Regions from separate parts of the Homo sapiens genome. Here all the other regions are linked to region 2. The links are chromatin loops, found by intact Hi-C in ENCODE. Cell type or tissue: CD14-positive monocyte. All regions are shown on one strand.

Region 1 (5,000 bases), 93 kb after region 2:
GGGTAAGTCATTTAACCCCTCTGGGTTTCAGTAGTCTCCTTTGAATAATAGGGATAAAGCTTCAAAAGGTGGATATAAAGATTAAAGGCAATAACATAGATGAAAGTACTTTGTGTTAGGTGAAAAGCTATATAAATGCCATGGAATATCATTGCTATTAGTAATAATAATAATAATCATAATTTTTAGTAGTAATGATAGGAGAAACCTACTCTTGAAACCTTTGGTTTCATCTTGTCTCTGGAAAGCAATCCAGACTACTGAAGACAAAATAGCAGTATTTAATGCTGTGAGGCACATATGATTTATTTTAAGGACTCAAAGCTTATTTCTGAAATTTGGCTCTCCATGAGCTCTGTTTCTGTGTGTCTGAGCAGCTGTGGCAGGGCTGCAGTATGTCCAGGCAGTTTCTCTCTAAAGCTCGGTGACCCTGTTACCTATTGGGTTCCTTTTGAAAGCCTGGATAGTGGGGAGTTCAGGCTGCAGGCGGCCCTTTGCATGTGAGAGCAGGGACATTGGAGAAAGCTGTGTGGGGAGGGGCTGCCTGGGAGGTGGGTCCCCTGGGAGCTCTCTCTCACCATTGGGTATCTCACAGCCCCCTTGTATAGGGGAAAGGGCTTTATGAAAACCGGAGACCAAGACTGCTTCTCAAGGATCCTTCAGGATCAGGAGTCTGGGACTGCGGGTGAGCAATGTCACCGCCTCTTGGAGTCTTTCCCCTTATTTGAAACACCTAGCCTTTTTGCAAAGCTGTCAAGATGATGAAAGGGGTCTGTGCAGAGCCTGGCACTCAGTTCAGGAAGCACCTTCTGAACCAGGATCTTCCATGAATGAGCCCTAGATGCTGAGCCTCCCTGCCCACCTGTGCTGGGGTTCAGGAAGCACCTTCTGAATCAGGATCTTCCACGAATGAGCCCTAGATGCTGAGCCTCCCTGCCCACCTGTGCTGGGTGGGCTCAAGGCAGTCTTGTCTGAAGTTGGGAGAGTGACTTGGTTGAGTTGAAGAGCAGGATCTACCCAGCCAATGTTCCAGTGCCCACAGCCCCTTCCCTTGGGGTGGCGGGGGGCGGGTGGTGGTGGGTGGGTTATGAAATATCAGAAAAGTTACTGCTCTTAGGAGTCACTCATAAAGCATAAGGGATGACACCCACTTGCCTTGACTCGACTTGACCTACTGCCCTCTCCCAAACTGGAAATCTATTTGTGGTTTTGAATTGGTGCATTGTACCTGAAGAATTTTTGTTTTTGACTGATTTGGGTGTTGTTGGAGATTTAGTTGGTGATGTTTCAGTATCACCATCATCACTCTGGTTTTGATCAATATCTGACTCCTCTCTCATGGAGACTTCTGAGCCTGGGAGAAAAGAAATAAATAATTTTACTTTTCTTAATTTTAATTTTAAAATTTAAATATTTGATTTTAAAATTTATGTCTATAATTTACTGAGGCAAAACAGAGTAAACTTGGGATACAGCCACTGAAGAAAGTTTAACAGCTTTGTTTCCCGCAGGACTCATCAGAACCTTTCTCTTGCTAATGAGCACTGTCGATCTCCAAGGTGGCTTTTGCTCCACCAGGGCTTCTCAAACCTTACCAGACACACCTGGGGATCTTGTCAGAATGCAAATTCTGATTCAGGGGTCTCAGGCAGGGCCTGAGAGTCTGCATTTCTAACAGGTTCCAGGTGATGGCCATGTGGTTGGTCCACGGACCACACTTTGAGTTACACGATCTCTCTTTTTTTTTTTGGTGAAGCTTATTAGTTAAGGTGACCATCTGCTCCAGTTTTCCTCTGCTTTTAACCTATTGCCGCGTGCCCCTGGTCACTCTTAAAATGTCCTGTCTTGGATAATTAATTATAGAGGCTTCCTAATCTTGGGAGACTCCTGGTCCACACACCCTGGGGAGGCTGATGAATTATATTAAAAGCCTAGGTCTGGCACAGTGAGGTCTTGGTCAGAAACTCTTAACTGCTCTGGGCCTCAGTTTACCCACGTAGAAAGTGGATGTAGTTGCATCTGACCTTGAGAACACAAAGCCACAGGTCTTCTCTTTAGACAAGAATGTCCACAGGCACATGCACACGCACACACATTTATACATAACAAATACACATACACACACATATACACACACACACAGTTTGGCACATAATTAGATTCATGGGCTCCTGGATCACCAGTCAAGAAGCCTGGTACCAGATGACTTCTCAGGACTGCCTTGCGTTACATTTCAGAATGTGAAATTATGAAATTTCTGGCAGGCCATTTCCTTGGTGACTGACTTTCAGCTGCATGCATCACCCATTAACTGCATGTGCCACGGTGAGTGTTACTTGGTATGGAGCCTGGCGGAGGATTTATCTTGCCCCAGCTGTGCCCTCTGCTGGGGGTGCCCTCTGCCTTCCCTCTTGCCAGCTCAGAGGAGAGAAATCCTTCCCTCTTCAAAGGCCTCCTCCTCAAAGCCTGGGGCGTCTGACCAGCCCCTGGTTGCACGTGGGTGCGTGCGTGTGTGCACGTGCTCTCATGTGCTAACCGAGACAATGCTTGTGGCACCCAAGATGTGGCCTGTTCGGATCTAAATCAGAACCAGACCTGACACTTTTAGAACAGTCAGGAGAAACCCTGAGAGTAGGGAGGCTCCAGCCTGTCCTGGAATCATCTCCAGCCTGTCTCACACTCAGCATTCCAGGTCTGCCTGGCGTCCAGCTGTCCCCGAAACACACAAGGCCTTTTCTTGCTCCTCAGTCATTCCCATCCTGTTCCCATGGTCTAGAATGTTCTCCTTTCCTCTTGGTAAAAATTGAGATCGAACAGTTCTTCCGGGAAGCCTTCTATGACGCTCCTAATGGTGTTCCCACCCCAACCTCTGTGCCCCTGGAGCATCCTCCTGACACAAGCCATTCGTATCAGGTGTCCACATTTCAGTGTCTGGTCTGGGTCCTCAGCCAGACTGAATCCCAGGGGGCAGGAGCTGCTGACGACCTCTTCTCTCCCGGGCCCTGAATGGGCCTGGCCCAGGCCCTGTCCTCTGCAGACATGGACAAACACAGGGATGCCGTAGGATGCTGTGGTCAGGGCAGAGGGATGCCTAAATTGCTCGTGATGGGAACTGACTCATCTAAAGTGTGGCGATGCCCTGGGAATTTCTGCCTGCCTCCCCCCGCAGCCTGGGCTCCCACATACGGCTACCTCTCTGCACCGCCCAGACTCTGTGCTGCCTCCACTATCTGCCTGGTGGGACCCCCAAGCCTCTCCCTTCCTTCCCCATGGGAGCAGGAAGAGCAGCCCTGAGGCCTTGCTGGGCCAGGCTGAGCCTCAGTGGGGCTGGGAGGCTGGGGGGCAGCTCCGACGGCATGGCCACTCACTCTGCTTGCTGAGCGCTGAAGGGTCTTCGGGCTTCTCAGGGGTCGTATCGCCCTCATCTGGAATCTTGTTGGTGAAGCTGCTGGACACATAGAGCTTGCTGGTGTCCAGCGTGGCCTTGCTGAAGGGTGACATGGCCGAGTACATGCTGGTGTAGCCATTGGAGTTGCAGCTGAGGGCGGCCAGGTCCAGGGCCTTGCCGCCAGTGATGATGGGGATGTTCAGGGAGAGCTTCCGCCGGCGGCTCGGTGACGATGTCTTGGTGATGGACAGAGGTGGCGGCGAGGAGAACTTGCGGGTGGCGCGCGGGGACTTGGGGGGTTCACCGTACAGGAGCTTATTGTTCTGGCCACTGGCAAACAGGAGCTCCAGCGACCTGTGGGGAGGGCGGGGGTGAAAATGACAGTTAGCGTAGGCCTGCCTGCCCGCCTAGGCCTGGGGGCCGTCTCCGGTGGGGCTCGGAGTGGCAGCAACGGCTCCATCATTCTTAGGATCCCTGAAACCCATACTTGAGCTGATCCTCTGAGCAGGGACAATGCGATTAAATGGCCTGGGGCCAAGGGTCCTGCTCTGGATGGTTTGGGCAGAGGATCTGGGGCTTCTATGCTCCGCCCCCCCACCCCCTCAGGGCAGCAGCTGCAGCATCTGACCTGAAGTGCTAAGGGTCCCCTGAGCTGCGGACTGTGCAAAACCCCCCTCCATCCCACACAGGGCCTGCTCCCGCCTACACTCTCTGGCCTCATCCTTAGAGAGGTCCTCAGGCATGTTTTGTGGAATGAGGAAGCTGAGGCTCAGAGACAGGAAATGACTCATCTGATGCCTCCTACTCTAAACGCAGGGTCCTTTCCACCTGCTTTGGGGCTTGAGCGGCCCTATATGCAAACTTAGGGGGATGGGAAGCTGAAAGTGGCCCCTACCATCCTCATGACAGGGTTCCACCTCAGGCCAGGCTGGAAACAGGTTATACATCCAGAACATTGCAAACCATAGCTTGTCTCATCGAGGCTGTCTGCTCCACGTTGCACACAGGATAGGATTGATCTTTTAACCCTCACTGTTGCCCCAGGACGTAGGCACTCTTATTCCTACAGGATAACTGCAGGAATGTCACAGGTAGGAAACTGAGTCTCAGAAAGGTTAAGGGACTCAGCCAAGGCCATAGGGCTGAGAGCTGGCTCTGAACCAGCCTCTTTGTTCTGCAGGGCACTGCTGCTGGGAAAGGAAGGACACTGTCTGCTGGGCCCCTGGGAATGATCTCAGTGACTTTTAGGGGGTAAATCCATCCTGGATGGGATGTTTGCTTCTGTTTTCTCAGAGCCCTGGGAATCTGATCATTGAGGTTTCAGAAGTTCAGGGCAGAGAGGCAAGATGTACCCTGCCCCAGTGAGGCCTGAGGTGGGGGCAGGAGGAGGGAACAGAAGAGGGAACGGGTGTATTCTGGGTCGTTGCGTTGCTCTGGCAGCAGAGGTGTGGATTGGGGGAGGAATGGTGAGGTTCCTGGGGAGCCCTGGGGAGCCAGTGTGATTCAGGAGCTCTGCTCCAGGCAGCCCTAGAGCTGAGGCTCTGGCATAATGTCTTGCCTAGGGTGTTTTGGGGCAGGGCACTCAGAGAGCCTCTGAGCCTCTGAGGGCTGG
Region 2 (5,000 bases):
GTGGCTGGGACCCTAAATTATTTGTCAGCTGGCTTCTTGTTAGGTTCTGCCAGTAGAGGGCATTAGAGGGACACTGGAAGGCAAGGGTCGGGGGCCGGGGGTGGGGGGTGGTGCGGGGGAAGGGTCTTCCTCCTTCCTGGTGGCTTGCTGTTCTGTTAGCTGCCTGACAGCAGCTGTTGGGTCCAGTCTCTATTTTGGGGGTAGAGGGGGGATGCTCAGAAGTGGCCTCAGAGGTTCCAGCACCCAGAACAGTTTTGCCTTCATTCTCCTCCTTTGCTCCTTGTAACACATATAAATCACCTCTTGGGGGTTTCGGAATTGCCCAAGCTGAGAGGTAGCAGTATCTCCTTGTTATAGTTATCACATTTCTATATTTCTTCCAGATGGAGGAAGGATTACAAAAAGGCAAATGGCCAAATCTTGTTTTACTGGGGCAGGCTTTTCCAAAGGACCAGGCAGAAGCACCATTTTATTTATTTGTTTTAATTTAAAAAAAAATTTTTTTTTGAGACGGAGTCTCGCTTTTTTGTCCAAGCTGGAGTGCAGTGCAGTCTTGGCTCACCACAACCTCCACCTCTCATGTTCAAGCAATTCTCTTGCCTCAGCCTCCCGAGTAGCGGGGATTACAGGTGTGTGCCACCATAACCCAGCTAATTTTTTTGTATTTTTAGTAGAGACGGGGTTTCACCATGTTGGCCAGGCTGGTCTTGAACTCCTGACCTCAAGTGATCCGCCTGCCTTCGCCTCCCAAAGTGCTGGGATTACCATTTTATTTTAAAACACAATTGTGGTTATATTGTTTTGATTTTTTTGAAAAGCTTTACATGAGATTTGATTTCTGGCTGTCTTTTGCTGCGCTAACAAACTGTCCCAGAACTTTATAGCTTAAAACAACCATTTTGTTTTGCTCATACCTTTCTGAATCATGAATTCAGGATAGGCTTGGTTGGGCAGTTCATCTTTGATCCATTTGGCGTTAGCTGCCGTGGCTGAAATTGTGGAGGATCTGCTTCCAAGATGGCTTCTTCACTCATGTATCTCGTACCTCTGTGTTCCTTGGCCCCTCTTTCCTCGACACAGCATCTCAACCACTGAGGGCTTCTCTGCATGGTTTGCACATCTCATACTGTGACTTGCCAGCCTCAGGCTGGTATCTCAGGACTCCAAAATTACATGGTATCTCAGGACTCCAATAGTGAGGGTTCAAAGAGATAAGAAATGGAAGCTGCCAGGCTAGTTAAGGGCTGTGGTTGAAAGTACTGGTTTTTTTTTTTTTTTTTTTTTGGGACAGAGTCTCACTCTGTCGCCCAGGCTGGAGTGCAGTGGTGCAATCTCGGCTCACTGCAAGCTCTGCCTCCTGGGTTCACACCATTCTCCTGCCTCAGCCTCCTGAGTAGCTGGCACTACAGGTGCAAGCCACCATGCAGTAGTCTTTACACTTATTTATTTCTTGACATTTAGAATATTGGAAACAATTAAGAAAATCAGAATTGAAAATGAGGAAGAAGAAATGTGAGATGAATGGTTGGTTTCAGAAGAACAGAAGCATGTGCGTTTGTGATGCAGCCTTGGGGGAGAGAGAGAAGGGCAGCTGAGCCTGGGATATGCTTCCAGTCCTGGGGAGGGGTTTGGGTGGTTGCTGGTGGTGTGTCTAGGGGTGATTAAGTTTAGACAAACCTCTGAGTGTGTGCGTGTTTGTGTGTTTGTGTGTGAAGAGGGAAGTTTGGTATGTCCTTGACCTGGTGCTCTGTGGCATAAAGTTACCATGGGCAGAGCTAATGGCAGATTGTCCTGGGCCTAGGAATGGTCTCAGCATTGCAAAGCTCCCTGGTGAACCTGAGCAATAAAGGTAGCACGTTTCCTCTATGCTTGTGACATATGTGAGGGCTACATGGTTTCCTTCAGGAACTAAGTCAACCTGCCCTTTCTGACCCCAGAGCCGGAGACACAAGGACTCACTCTGGGTGGACTGATCTGGGACCCTGGAGGTTCCTGGTACAACCTGTGTCCACTTGGGACACATTCTTGCACTTTTACTTTTCCAGAGGATTGTGCAAGCCTTTACTTCCATAGGCAGAGAATCTCATCCTTCCCCCTTGATCACCCTTCTCTTCATTATCCAAGAATTCCAGTCTTTCTGAAGCCATACTGGGAGACCAGAAAATTAGATGTGCGCATTATGTTACCATAGTGGCCATAAGGTGTCGCTGTTGTAAGGGTTTCCCCACAATCCATGGGCTCAGCCCATTCCGCCCACCTTCACAGGGCCGAGGTGGCATCCTACTCCAGTGCCCTAAAGCTGCTCCTCTCTTGGCCACCTCATGTTCAGCCATCATCCCTCACAGTAGGACACCCACCAGAGTTTCCAATCCTGCAGCAGCTTCACTCAGCCTACCCACTGTGCGAACCTGGCCTCTGTGAAATTTTAGATCCTGAACTGGGGCCAGCCTCCTCTCCTCCCCTCCCTTCTGAGGGAGTCCCCTTAAGATCTTTTCCTGCCGTGAGCCTGCTTCAGCGCATCCCAGACCACCCGAATGGCTGTCCCCAATTTCATCTCTGGGTTCCTGTGCAAATTGGTCCACCTTGCACCCTGGAATCCCGAGAGAGATCGTCTTTGCTGAACTACAAACAGCAAACCGGAGATCTTGTGTATAGCATTCCCCTAGAACAACACACACTGACTTTACATTCACATAACCACGGGAAGTTGGTCACATGATTTTTCCCATAATAATGAAAATCTGTTCTCTGTCTCTAGCCTAGACTTACTCTATCACTCTACATTTGCATAATTCCCTTAAAATGTTTTAAAAATATGCCAAGAACTATTTTTTAAAAAGCATCCCATAATATTACCTTTCAGCTACTCCCTTGTATCGGCTAGGCTCCCTGAGAAAGAACACAGTCTACTGGGTACTGTGAGGGGAGCTTGATAAAGGACTTGTTTACCAAGGTGGACAGGAGGAGGGAACCCACCAGGCCTTAGATGGGGCAGTGCCGTAGATGGAGTTACGTAGATGGAGCTCAGTTACCACCCTGGGCCTGGCGGGCAGGGCCAGGTCTCCTCACAGCATAGTCATTTTGAATCACTTTCAGACTTTTTAAGAATCCTAAGGACTCTGCATCCTCTTTGGAGAGGCAGCAGAGAGGGAGGCTGAGAACAGATACTCTGGAGCTGGAGGGCTCGGGTATAAACCCTGATTCTGCCACTAAGCAATTTTGTGGTTTGGGGCAAGTTGCTTAACCAATCTGTGCCTCGGCTTCCTCATGTGAAAGTGGGGATCATGATAGTATCTACCTCACAGGGTTGCTGTGGGGAGTTAGTGTGCTGTATATTTCTTAGTGCAGTGCCTGGCCAATAAAAAGTGTCTGTTAAACCAAGAAAACACCAGTGTTTGAGCTGAGCTGATTAACCTGCTTCACTCGCAAGAAGGAAGGGCTTCTCTCTTGCCCTTTGATAGAAGTCAAAAGACCAGCATCTCTGTAGGCTCTCAGAGTCCCTCAGGAGCATAGGGGAAATTGCTCTGTCAGTTTTCTTTTTTGAGACGGAGTCTCACTCTGTCACCCAGGCTGGAGTGCAGTGGTGCAATCTCAGCTCACTGCAACCTCCGCCTCCCTGGTTCAAGCAATTCTCTCGTCTCAGCCTCCTGAGTAGCTGGGATTACTGGTACCCGTCATCATGCCTGGCTAATTTTTGTATTTTTGTAGAGATGGGGTTTCACCATGTTGTTCAGGCTGGTCTTGAACTCCTGACCTTGTGATCTGCCCACCTCGGCCTCGCAAAGTGCTGGGATTACAGGCGTGAGTCACCGTACCTGGCCTACTCTGTCAGTTTTACCATCTTCTCCTTAGGTTTCTGGCGCAGGGGCTTTGGGCTTGGCAGGCCAGGAGTGCCCTTGGGCGGGGTCACCACAAGGGCTGCAGCCCTGATTCAGTATTCTTAACCAGCTGGTGGGATGCTTCCTCCTCTGTCCCCCATGGTTGCTGTTTCCCAGGAGGCCCTGTGGTCCTTCATGCAAGTTGCCTTTGGCCCCGCTCTCCAAGTCAGTCCAGGCTAATACAGCCTCATGCTGAAACTCTTGTGTTTACCTAAACTCTGAGTGCTGTTTGGATGCTAGGAACAATTACTAAAGAAAATGTATATATACACAGTGGAATGCTATACAACCTTTAAAAAGGAAATCCTGCCATTGTGATAACAGGGATGAACCTGAAGGATTTTATGCTAAGTGAAATAAGCCAGACACAGAAAACAAGTACCGCATGATCTTCACTTATACGTGGAATTTTAAAAAGTTGAACTCATAGAAGCAGAGAGTAGAATGTTGATTAGCAGAGGTCGGAGGGGGAGATATAGGGAAAGGGAGATATTGGTCAAAGATGTTGGTTTCAGACATTTTAGAGATCTGTTGCACAGTATGGTGACCATACATTTCAAAATAGCCAGAAGACTAGATTTTAAACATTTTCACCACAAAAAAGGGTAAGTAGGTGAGGTGTTGGATATGTAAGTTTGATTAATCTTTCTGCAATGCGTACATATATCGAAACATCACATTGTACCCCATAAACATGTATAATGATTGTCTGTTTAAAAAAGTTTATATTTCATCCTGAGTTCAAAACCCGTAACTGAATTAAGTGACTGCTGGTGGGAACCAGGTAAACCTTCCATTCAGCTTAACTTTTGAGATGAGCTTGGCATTTCTTGATGTTGCTAGGGGAAAAACCTCAGGAGTTGTGTTGTAACAGGAAGTTAAGAGTAAGATTGCTGATTTCATTCATTAGTTCAGTGAGTTTCTGTAATGAAGAATATATGTGTACCCATAAGAGTCAATATGCATGTTTACTTTGTAAAGAAAAAAGCATTTCATAACGAATGACTTGAATTTGGCCTCTTGGTTTTTTGTGTAATTACATGTAATGGAGACTGGTTTATTGCTGACGGTGGGGTCTTCCTGGTTCATTGTAGTGGTGCTTGTGAGCTGGGGTTTTATCCT
Region 3 (5,000 bases), 120 kb after region 2:
ATTCTGTTTCCCAGTAGCAAATGTGCCCCTGGGATACTCCTTTAGGCCTCTCTGCAGGGCCAGATGGCTGAGGGATGAGAGGTGATCAGAGAAGCTCCATGCAGGGCCCACTGACATCCCAGCCAGGGGCTAGGGGCTAAGCAAGCAAAGGAACCCCAAAGGGCATGGCCCATGTGGTGAGAATGAAGGGCTGGGCTGAGGTCTGGGGATGGCAGGGAGCTGAACAAGTGGGGAGCTGGCTGCAGGCCCCGAGGGGTTAACAAGATACATTGCACTCCTGCTGGGAACTACTTAGGGCAAACCCTGCCTCCCATCCTACTTGTAAAAAAGATAGCTACTAAGATTTAAAAAAAAAAAAAAAAAAGATACATTGCACTCCTGTTGTCCACAGCCATGGCAGGCATCACCAATCAATCACTGCACCATACTGCAGAGCCCAGACAGAGCTTCTCAGTCCTCAGCACAGCACTCTAGGAAGCCATTACTGAGCAGAGTAGGTGCCTGTCATGAAAGCCATTGCTGCCCTACTCTGGTGTACCCACCCTAATACATACCCTTCAGGCCCCCTCCCCACTGAGGTCCACAGCTCCTCACTGTTCCCAGGATTCAGGCACTTGAGGCCTCCCAGTGGTCTGGCTTGGGCACACCTCCCAGCCTGCACTCTTACCATTGTCCCCTTCTTCTGCCTCACATGTAGTTCTGGGTCAAGTTAGCCTGAGTGTCACTCTTAGTTCTGAAAAGCCCTTCCTTCACTCTGTCTTCCCTGTGAATTCCTGCTTATCCTTGGGAAAGCCCTCGTGACTCTCTTGGTCCTGCTCCAGGCCACCACTCTGCCTCCTGCATCAGGGAGATCCACCTGGCACCTGGTGTTCCTGCGTTTGTCCCCTCATGACTCTCTTCCTCTGTACCATAGGCTTCCGGAGGGCAGGGCTGAGGCTGTTCTCTGAGTGTCCCCAGAACCCCCTGTACGTCTGGCATGAGCAGGGCAGGTATCAGTGCTGGCTGCATGACTGACAAGTGAGAAACGCCTTGCAGAATCCACTCATTTTGTCTCCAGGTCCAGCCCGGCTGGAGAGGGAGAAAATGCCTTGACTCAGGGTGATGGAGCAGATTTCTGGTCTGTGGGGATACTGCCCACCCCAGGAGGGGTCATTTCTTGGGCTACTTCCAAGCCAGGTCCACTTGGGGTTCCTTCAGAGGGGGCCTAAAATACTGTGTGAGAATATTTCTGGCACAGAGAATGCCCAACACAGCCCAAGGGGAGCTGAGAAACAGGCAGGGCTGGCTCTGAGCTCAGCAGGTCACAGGGTGGGCCTGGGGAAGGATGTAGGGGCCACCACACACAGGGGCTGGGACAAAACTCCGAAAAGGTGATACCCTTGTCCAAGGCAGCTGCACAGGCCAGCGGGAGGCGCTGGCAAGTATTTCGTTAGGCAGAGAATCCCAGGGCTACAGAGAAGGGACTCTGGAGGTCCGTTTGAGGTGGAGGTCACCTGTGAGGCATGCCAGCAGGAGCTGAGTCTCCCACAAAACATGGAAGTTGAATGTGATGAATTTCAAATGCATTGCAGTTCTGATGTCAGTCCCCTGAGCCACAGAGAGCCTTCACCCACCCCTCTCAACGGGGCCGTGCCTCTCAAACACTGCTCCCAAGGTAAGCGAGGCTGAAGCTTGGGAAAGACCTTCTACCCATGAGAACCACTGTGAAAATGGTCTCTCCAAAGCAGCAGAGGATGATGAGGAAAGGACAGGGGAATGGACCCAACACTGACCTCCTCCCAGACACTGAAAACGCTTCTGACTCACAGAGACAACTGTTAGCTCCTCATCCCCCGCCCCATACTTTCTCCCCAAAAAGGACATGTCGATGTTTACTATGACATACAATAGACAAACCAAGGCCATCTGGGTAGAATTCTGTTTACATCTGGAGAGAAGGAAACTGTGAAAACCAATAATATCTGCATCTATATGTATAGATACTGACATCTACATATAGCTGTTGCATTCCGCCAGCAGCCTGGGAATATTCTGCAATCACATTGGCAGGTCTTGGCATGTGGCAGCCAAACCAACTGGTGGCGTCCCCGAGTGCCGCCTCCCTCCCGCTGCTGGGGCCCACCTGGTGGGGGCAGGGGAGACAGGGTGCAGAGGCCATACCTTGTCTCACAAAGGTCTGGCTGGTGTCCAGGAGGATCTCACAGCCTTCGATGATCATGCGCTCGATGGCCAGGTTTTTCCGGATGTTCTCCGTCTCACTTACTTCATCGTGCATTATTCTGTGGGGATGGGAAACTGCACAGTCAGAGACAGGCTGCCCCTACTTCCCAGGGAGGCGAGAATGCCAGGCTTCTGGCCAGACCTAGGAAGAAAGCCTGGCACAAGGATTCTCAGGTGGAGTCTGTGGTCATGGAGGGGAAGGGAGTGTGCATTTACTGAGTGCCTGCTGCATGCCGGGCACTTCATAGGCACGACCTCATTTTATCCTTCTGACAGCTCAAGGAGGCAAGTGTTCTTATTTCAGAAAAAAGAAAACTGAAGTCAGCAGCTATGAAGCACATCTGTCAGATTTTACAGTCTGAACTATGTAGAACAGACAGCAGGTGCAGCTCAGCACTGGGAAGGATATGGGAGCACAGGAGACATCCTGTGTTCATGACCCTGACCCTCATCCTTCTACCAGCCTTATTCCCATCCCAAGAGCAAAGCTCATTACTCCCTCAGGGCCTTTGCACTTGCTGTCTCTTCTTCTTGAATGCTCTTTCTCCAAATATTTGCATAATTGTGTCCTTAATATCGCTTGGGCCCTGAAATGGCTTACCTTTTGGAGCACCTGGCAATCCCGCTGGCTCAGGGGATGACTGACCTTAGCCTACTTCTGTAGGCTCTGGCCCTTCTGGGAGGGAATATAGACAACTCCCCTATTTCGCTCTCCGACTGCTGTAATACCCCTCCTCTCCAAGAGATGGCGCCATCCAATAGCTTTTACAAAATGGCGTTGGTGGGAAAAGGTGGGTGTTAGCTGCCAATTTTGCCTTGGTGGGTTTCCAGGAGTCTTGGGAAGGTAGAGGGGAATTTGGCAGTGGCAGGGTCTGGGGAGTGGGGAAGGGGGGCTTCTGGCAAAAGTACCCCACCTACTCCAAGCAAAGTACAAAACCTTTTATCTGCTGCTGATGCCTGAATTTCCACAGTTAAGACCAACAAGAAGGCTGGTTAATATGTGCGGCTTACAAACTTCTCTCATAGACATTATTCAATTTAAACCCCAAAACAAAGATGACACTGCCTCTTCCGGAGCTGGATCTGTGCTTAACTGAATCAGCATGACATTGACCAGACTCCTCAATCCCTCTGATCCTTAGTTTCCTCATCTACAGAATGCTGGGGCAAAGGTGGAATAAAAGGGATTTCAGGTACCCGTGCATGCTATGCCATGCCTGGCATGTGACAGCTGCTTAAATAAAGGGTAGTGGTGATTGTTGTTGCTATTATCATTGGTTGCAAAAGAGTTATTATTATCTTTCCTGGTTGAGGACATGCATTTTAGGCTTAAATTCACTAGACTAGCCCTTTAATAAATGGACCAGGGCCTTTCGCTGGAGTCTCTTCCTTGGGAGCCTCAGTTTCCCCCTTTCTTCCCCAGCAATGCTCTTCTTGGAAGCCCAGACCCCTGCTTGATGTTTGAGAGGGAGGCACCTCTGGACACATGCTAGTTCCCTAGAGATGGATCCATTATGGAAATAGCCAATGGTAATTAAAACCACTTCTCTTGATGAGGGTGGGGTTTTGCGGGGGAAGCCTGTGTTTGGTAAAACACAAGGCGGGTAATTCCAAGGTAGCAAAACTAGTTTTCCTGAGCAGCTGCAGTTTACACATTCTAAGTTCCAGCCCCAGGTGGGGGTCTGTGTTTGGGACCCATATGCGCACACAGCTGGGGAGCTCTGGGAAGGCGGTGGGAGTTTCAAGGTCGCGAGGCTCCTGGGAGCCCTGGAAATGATGATTTGGGTTATCAGCGAGCAGAGAATATAGGGGTCAGGATAAAAAGGTGGGAGGAAGGCCCAGTCCCCAGAGGTGGGGAGTGTTTCTGAGCGCAGCCTAGGAGGGGTTTGGCTATCTAATGGCTTCCTGCTTGTGGGAGCGTGAAAGGAGAATTAAAGGGATGCTGTCATGGTGATAGGAAAACCTTCTGTGCCACTTGGGCTGGGTTCAGGGCCAGGTACAGGCAGTTGGGTGGGAGGAAGGAAGAGTAGGCCATACACCTAGGATCCCGGGGATAAGGGATCAGGGTCTTATGTCAAATACCTTGGCACCATGTGCCACCTGCAGCTCTGTTTGCAACAGGATAGGATATCCCTCAGCAAGGAGGAGCCTGCTGCCTTACCGGAGTCCCAAACCTTCTCCCTTGGGGAAGAGTGTGCGGGATTTGGATCCCTGGGCATGGGAGGACTGGAGTCCCTCCACCTTCCTGCTTGGTGGTTTCGTTACTCTGCAATCACACCCTGATGACATCCTTGCCCTGATTCTCCACTCAGGTGTGCAACTTGGCTGGGTCATGGAAGGATCGGGGGCAGCCTATACCCTGTGCTGTCCCTCCCTCCACCCAGCTGGGAGCTGTGGCCTGGTTGGCTGCCCCTTGCCGGCCTCAGGAAGACTTTTAGGGCACTGAGTGTTTGGCAGTGCCCTGGGTAGGGCCGGGGCTGGATCCCAGGCCCTGCAGACTGACCTTCTTTGTAGCCCTTGGCAGCCTAGTTCTGACCACAAGGCCCTCCCTCATCTCTTGGTCTTCACAGGGTGCATACCCCCGGGCTCAGCTTCTGGTTCTCATCTTTTTCCTGCCCAAGCTAATTCCCTTGGCGGTCTCACCAGTGCTGTCGCTTTAAACACCATCTGCAAGCTGATGATTGCCGGATTTCTCTTTCCCCTCTGCTCCAGACTCAAATTCCCCAGTCCCTTCTTGTCATCTACACTTGGACATTGAATTGGCACCTAAGTTCAACATG
Region 4 (5,000 bases), 270 kb after region 2:
CAATGACTGGTGTTCTTATAAGAAGAGAGGACAGAGAGACACATAGAACTAAGTTGTTGTGAAGACAGAGTCTGGAGTTGTGCTGCCACAAGCCAAGGAATGCTCAGAGCCAGCAGAACCTGGAAGAGGGAAGGGAGGATCCTCCCCTAGAGCCTTCAGAGGAAGCATGGCCCTGCTGACAATTGATTTGAGACTTCTAGCCTCCAGAACTGAGAGAATAAGTTTCTATTGTTTTAAGCCACCTGGCTTTTAATAATTTGTTATGGCAGCCCTAGGATCTGATACAGCCCCCTGTGTTTAAAGCAGACATACCCTGACACAAATATCTAATCCTAGACTTGCTTGTCAAGCTTCCTGAGATTTATCATTTGGGTGACAAAAGTTGGAAATGGGAGACCTCCAGCGTCTCTCTCAAAGGACTATCTTCCATCATTTATCAATGGGTAAACACTCTTAGAGGAGAGGGAGATTTGGGGGATGCAATAAACCCTGGGCTCCAAGGCGGCTTCTGGTAGCTGGCCGATCAGTTTCATGGCAGATTGAGCTTTGGTATAGCTTCTAATTCTGAATAATAATAGATTATAATGCTGTTTATGGTAACTAACATTTATTAGGTACTTACTATGCACTAGCACTTTATAGCTAGTGCAATGAGAGGTCCGTACTCTTTACTTCAACCCTATTATTAGCCCCATTTTATTGATGAAGAAACTGAAGCTCTCTAAGGCCTTACAACTTATAAGAGGCAAAATCCAGATAAACCCCAAGAAGCCTGGCATGAATGCTGGTTTTGCTGGTTTTTAGCCATTGTACGTGCTGCCTGCAAAGCGATGAAGTTGTTGGGTGAGCAGCTCCTGTCGGATGATCGTGGCCATCTTCAGGAGCTCTCAGGTTACCTGGTTCTAATAGTGTGGGCACTAGGTGAGCAGAGGAAGGAAGACAGTAAGTGCTGATTAAATGCCTTCAGGGGATGCTGGAAAGATCAGACTATTTTGGGGACACCATGGGCCACCTTTCAATACTGGGATGGGAGGCTCTTTAAAGAGAAGGAGCCCCACTTGCTGCTGTCACTGATGCTGTGGCTGCACATGATACCTGTCTGTCCTGACCTCTGACCCTCCCACCTGCCTACTTGGCCTTGGGTGGAAACTAAATGAGGGCCTCGAGACCCAGAGTGTGGTCTGTGGACCAAAACAGCTTCAGCGTCACCTGGAAGCTTGTTAGAAATGCAGACTCTCGGGCTGCCCCGGATGTACTGAGTTAGAATCTGTCTTAAGAAGATCCCTAGGGGGATTTGTATGCACATTACCATGTGAGAAGCAGGGGGAAAAATGACCCAAAGAAGTCCATCACTTGCAATGAATTCTGTGCTCTCTTGGTGCAAATGGGCAGAGATCAGGGCAACAGGAACTTCACACAGGGACCTCGACTTCAAGGATCTTGGGCCCTGGATCAGACGGCCTCATTCAAGGCTATCTTTGGCCTCATCTGCCCTGTAATCTCACACACTCAGTTCTCTACTCCAGACCCCTAAGCTGGAGATGCCCTTCTTGGCTGAGCATCAAAGAGTGACCCTCCAGTGGTTACCAGGAAATTAATTGGTGTTACTTCTCTCTCTGTACCTTCTCGGGGGGAGGGATGGAAGCTTCTGGGATGAGGTCCCTGGCAGCTGAGCTCATGTGAGGCCGTGCACATCAGATTTCATGGCTGATACAGCTTTTGATGTGTACTTTCACAAGGAAATGCTAGCCCCATCCCCTACTCTTTTTCCAGCCCTGCACTCTGAAAGGCAGTTGCTCTCAAGCTCGGAGATGTCAGAGGGGATGGCCGCTACAGGTGAATTATGCTGCTCTGTTCACGGCCCTCAGATGATTGTGAATGCGGGGGCTGAATGGGCTAGATGTAAACGGTTTGAAGTGCCTTATCACTTTCCATTTTCTTTAACACTGAGTCCTTACTCGTTGTGCGACAATAGCAGTTTCTAGAAGGCGAGGTCTGCTTGGGTTTAGCAGAGAATTAGAGGTCAGGATATTTTTTGATCAGTCTCTCACAGTGTTCGGCCCTGCAGCCTGAAGGTCTGAGAACACCGGCGGGGAGTGGGTGGTGGGTGCATGGGAAGGACGATGGCTCCACGGTCCTGCCGTCAACGGTGGCTCTCAGAGACAATGTGGATCACCTCCGAGATGACTCTGAAGGCAGGTTGTCCTATGACAGCTGATAAGACAATCTAGATGGTGCTGGGGCCCAGCTGGCCTCGGCCTGGGAGGATGACTCACAGCAGCGGGGCCTTGTTAACCTGTTTACAGTGAGTCATCGGAGCCCCTCCGGGCCTTGTTCCCTCAGCTGTAAAATAGGAATAATAGTAACTGCCCCAGCCGCCTCACAGGGATGTGAAATCCACAGCAAAATGAGCCAAAGGTGGCCTCCCGTAAAGCACCTACCACGGGTTACGAGGCATCGCTCTGTGCAGCCAGCACATTCTCTGCTTCTCGCTCTTGGAGCCATTGCGGTTGAGAACAAAACTGTCCAAGGGGGGGATGGGCACAGTGGCTAAAGACAGGGAGAGGTGAAGTCACTTGAGATTGAGATGACATCGGACTCTGCACATTTCTAAAATTCTGCTATCAAATAGCAGCTACCCTCAAGTCCTCCTCGACCTCCCTCCTTGGACGTTTGATTAGAACGTAAAACACACAAACAAAAACTGTTACGAGGGAAAGAAAAAGTGTGTGTGTGTTTGGAGGAACCTCAGGAAGTGAAGAGGAAGGGAAGCAATGTCTGTAATCTGGGAACACTGTGCTGGCCTCTTAATCCAGTTGTGGTCTAACCTCCTTGGCTGGGAACATGGGCCTTTTGTCATCTGGCCAGGGTCTATCTCACCAGCCTCATGTCCCCCTAGTTGCTCAGGGCTTATTACTGGTTATATATTTTTGAATGAGTGGCCACTGTGTTTTTGCTCATGCTCGTTGCCTTTGCTTGGAATTCCCTTTTCTCTCTGTGGCTTACCCTTCTTACCTTCAGAGGTAAATATATAGGAAGCTAAGGAAATGTCAGTGCACAGCCCAAGGCCCAGGAGAGGCTTTAACAATGTGTTCATTTGGCATTAATTTTTTTTTGTTGTTTTGTTTTTTGAGATGGAGTTTCGCTCCGTCACCCAGGCTGGACTGCAATGGCCTGATCTCGGTTCACTGCAACCTCACACACTTCTGGGTCAAGCAATTCTCCTGCCTCAGCCTCCCAAGTAGCTGGGATTATAGGCATGTGCCACCATGCCCAGCTAATTTTGTATTTTTAATAGAGACAAGGTTGCGCCATCTTGGTCAGGCTGGTGTTGAACTCCTGACCTCAGGTGATCCTTCCACCTCAGCCTCCCAAAGACATTAATTTTTAAAATTTAAAAAAAAGTGCTAAAGTAAGATACTGTATTTTGACTACAGTTGGCTATGCCCACTGGCTCTTTCTACTCCATCGTCCCCTTCGTCACACCTGCTGTCATGTCTGTGGCACTGGAGGAGTCAGTAACATTCATACTGTGGTACAATGGCTGGCCTAGCCCTTCAGGGCCCTGGCACCAGCGGTCTGGCAAGGAGCAGGGTGTGGAGAGAGTATTCCTGGAAGCCCCTCCTACACTCGAAAAGGCTCACAATAACTTAACTCTAAATCGAATTGATGGTGAACCTCACTAACACAAGCTAAATGTTCCCCCAACTCAAGTTCTCCTTGGCTAGAACCCAAAATGCACAGGTCAAGCCTTGCCACGTGGGCTCATGGTATTTTAAGGAGCCTAAACACATTTTCTTTTTTTAAAGATAGAAGAGAAATTCAAGTACAAGATACAAAAACTTCATTTAAAAAAGGTGAATAAGCTCAAACATGTCATTATAACTACAGTTTGGGAAGACATGTTGGAATGTTTCTGTAAAACAAGAGAGAAATCACAGACTCCTGGTTAGGACATACTTGATGGAAACCTTTTTTTGGATATCTTTAGTTTATTAAAGAACTGAGAGAATATTCAAATACAAATTAATGAAATTTGAAACAAAAGCTATAAAGATAAGCAACAAAATTATTCTGTCATCAAGGAGTGAATTACACACATATTGTATATAATTTATTAAGAGGAGATGAACTTTAAATATAAGTAATGGGTTGGTTCTTGGATGGTTTGCTTATCCAATTAATGAAGAGGAGAAAATCATATGAATATATTTATAAAAGATTTATATTTCTTGCTGATTTGGAATGAATCAACATTGACAAAGATAACATGAAACCTACAATATGCTGCTACCACAAGTACATTGGTGACCAGGTGTTTAGTGAGTGCCATCAATTTAAAGAGAAATTATTGCAAAAGAAACCTGAAATGCCTTGAAATCTTGCAGTTTTTATATAAAAGATCCTTGATCCTTGATTTGAGGTTTTCCCAAATTGATAACAATCCTAAAAATTGTTTCTACAAATAATAAATTGTGAAATTATCAATAAATATTTTTTACTGATCTACCTGTGAAATGAAAGACTTATTTTAATGTTGTATTTACAAGAAAAGGTGGCATTACAAATTATTATCATATCAGAGGCTATCAAAGATTAAACAAACAAAAATACATATTGTAGAAAAGCATTTTAGAGGCAATTCAGGAATATTAATAAAAACGTTATTTTTCTGACTTTCTTGAGCTTGGTAATATTTTCAGTTTTAAAAATTGTAATTTGGGCCGGGCACAGTGGCTTACGCCTGTAATCCCAGCACTTTGGGAGGCCGAGGCAGGCGGATCACTTGAAGTCAGGAGTTCGAAGCCAGCTTGGCCAACATGGTGAAACCATGTGTCTACTAAAAATACAGAAAAATTACCTGGGCATGGTGGTCAGCACCTGTAATCCCAGCTCCTCAGAGGCTGGGGCAGGAGAATTGCTTGAACCCGAGAGGCGGAGGCTGCAGTGAGCCAAGATCACACCATTGCATTCCAGCCTGGGCGACAGAGTGAGACTCT

Evidence for each region. Peaks named below come from ENCODE experiments on the same cell type or tissue, not always from the same donor. Only the 100,000 strongest peaks of a DNase experiment are listed, where the experiment ranks them.
Region 1: a loop joins it to region 2, with 2.8 times the contacts of the local background. A loop is called at or near these places in 11 of 110 quality-filtered maps.
Region 3: it touches region 2 in a loop (3-fold over the local background); 10 of 110 quality-filtered maps call a loop at or near these places.
Region 4: a loop joins it to region 2, with 12 times the contacts of the local background. A loop is called at or near these places in 71 of 110 quality-filtered maps.

What each region holds. Positions count from the first base shown.
Region 1 is chr15:79,000,434-79,005,433 of GRCh38, forward strand. It overlaps RASGRF1 (Ras protein specific guanine nucleotide releasing factor 1), which reads right to left. Exons shown (of 27, transcript NM_001145648.3): 15 at 3,369-3,742; 16 at 1,229-1,354. The region is part of intron 1 of LOC105370917 (a long non-coding RNA gene); the gene reads left to right. Among named protein-coding and RNA genes, the nearest start is that of CTSH, 58 kb to the left of the region's middle. RefSeq lists an enhancer at 3,294-4,493. In CD14-positive monocyte, CTCF peaks have their summits at 2,401 (motif pointing left) and 2,600; DNase peaks (open chromatin) are centred at 2,308 and 4,178; H3K4me3 peaks cover 708 bases; H3K27ac peaks cover 663 bases.
Region 2 is chr15:78,907,770-78,912,769 of GRCh38, forward strand. No RefSeq gene overlaps it. Among named protein-coding and RNA genes, the nearest start is that of CTSH, 35 kb to the right of the region's middle. In CD14-positive monocyte, CTCF peaks have their summits at 2,200 (motif pointing right) and 2,404; DNase peaks (open chromatin) are centred at 2,222, 3,252 and 4,742; H3K4me3 peaks cover 1,326 bases; H3K27ac peaks cover 3,176 bases.
Region 3 is chr15:79,025,581-79,030,580 of GRCh38, forward strand. It overlaps RASGRF1 (Ras protein specific guanine nucleotide releasing factor 1), which reads right to left. Exons shown (of 27, transcript NM_001145648.3): 9 at 2,161-2,279. Among named protein-coding and RNA genes, the nearest start is that of RASGRF1, 63 kb to the right of the region's middle. In CD14-positive monocyte, CTCF peaks have their summits at 82, 2,953 (motif pointing right) and 3,157; no DNase peak of the experiment used is centred here.
Region 4 is chr15:79,176,963-79,181,962 of GRCh38, forward strand. No RefSeq gene overlaps it. Among named protein-coding and RNA genes, the nearest start is that of MIR184, 30 kb to the right of the region's middle. In CD14-positive monocyte, no CTCF peak of the experiment used is centred here; no DNase peak of the experiment used is centred here.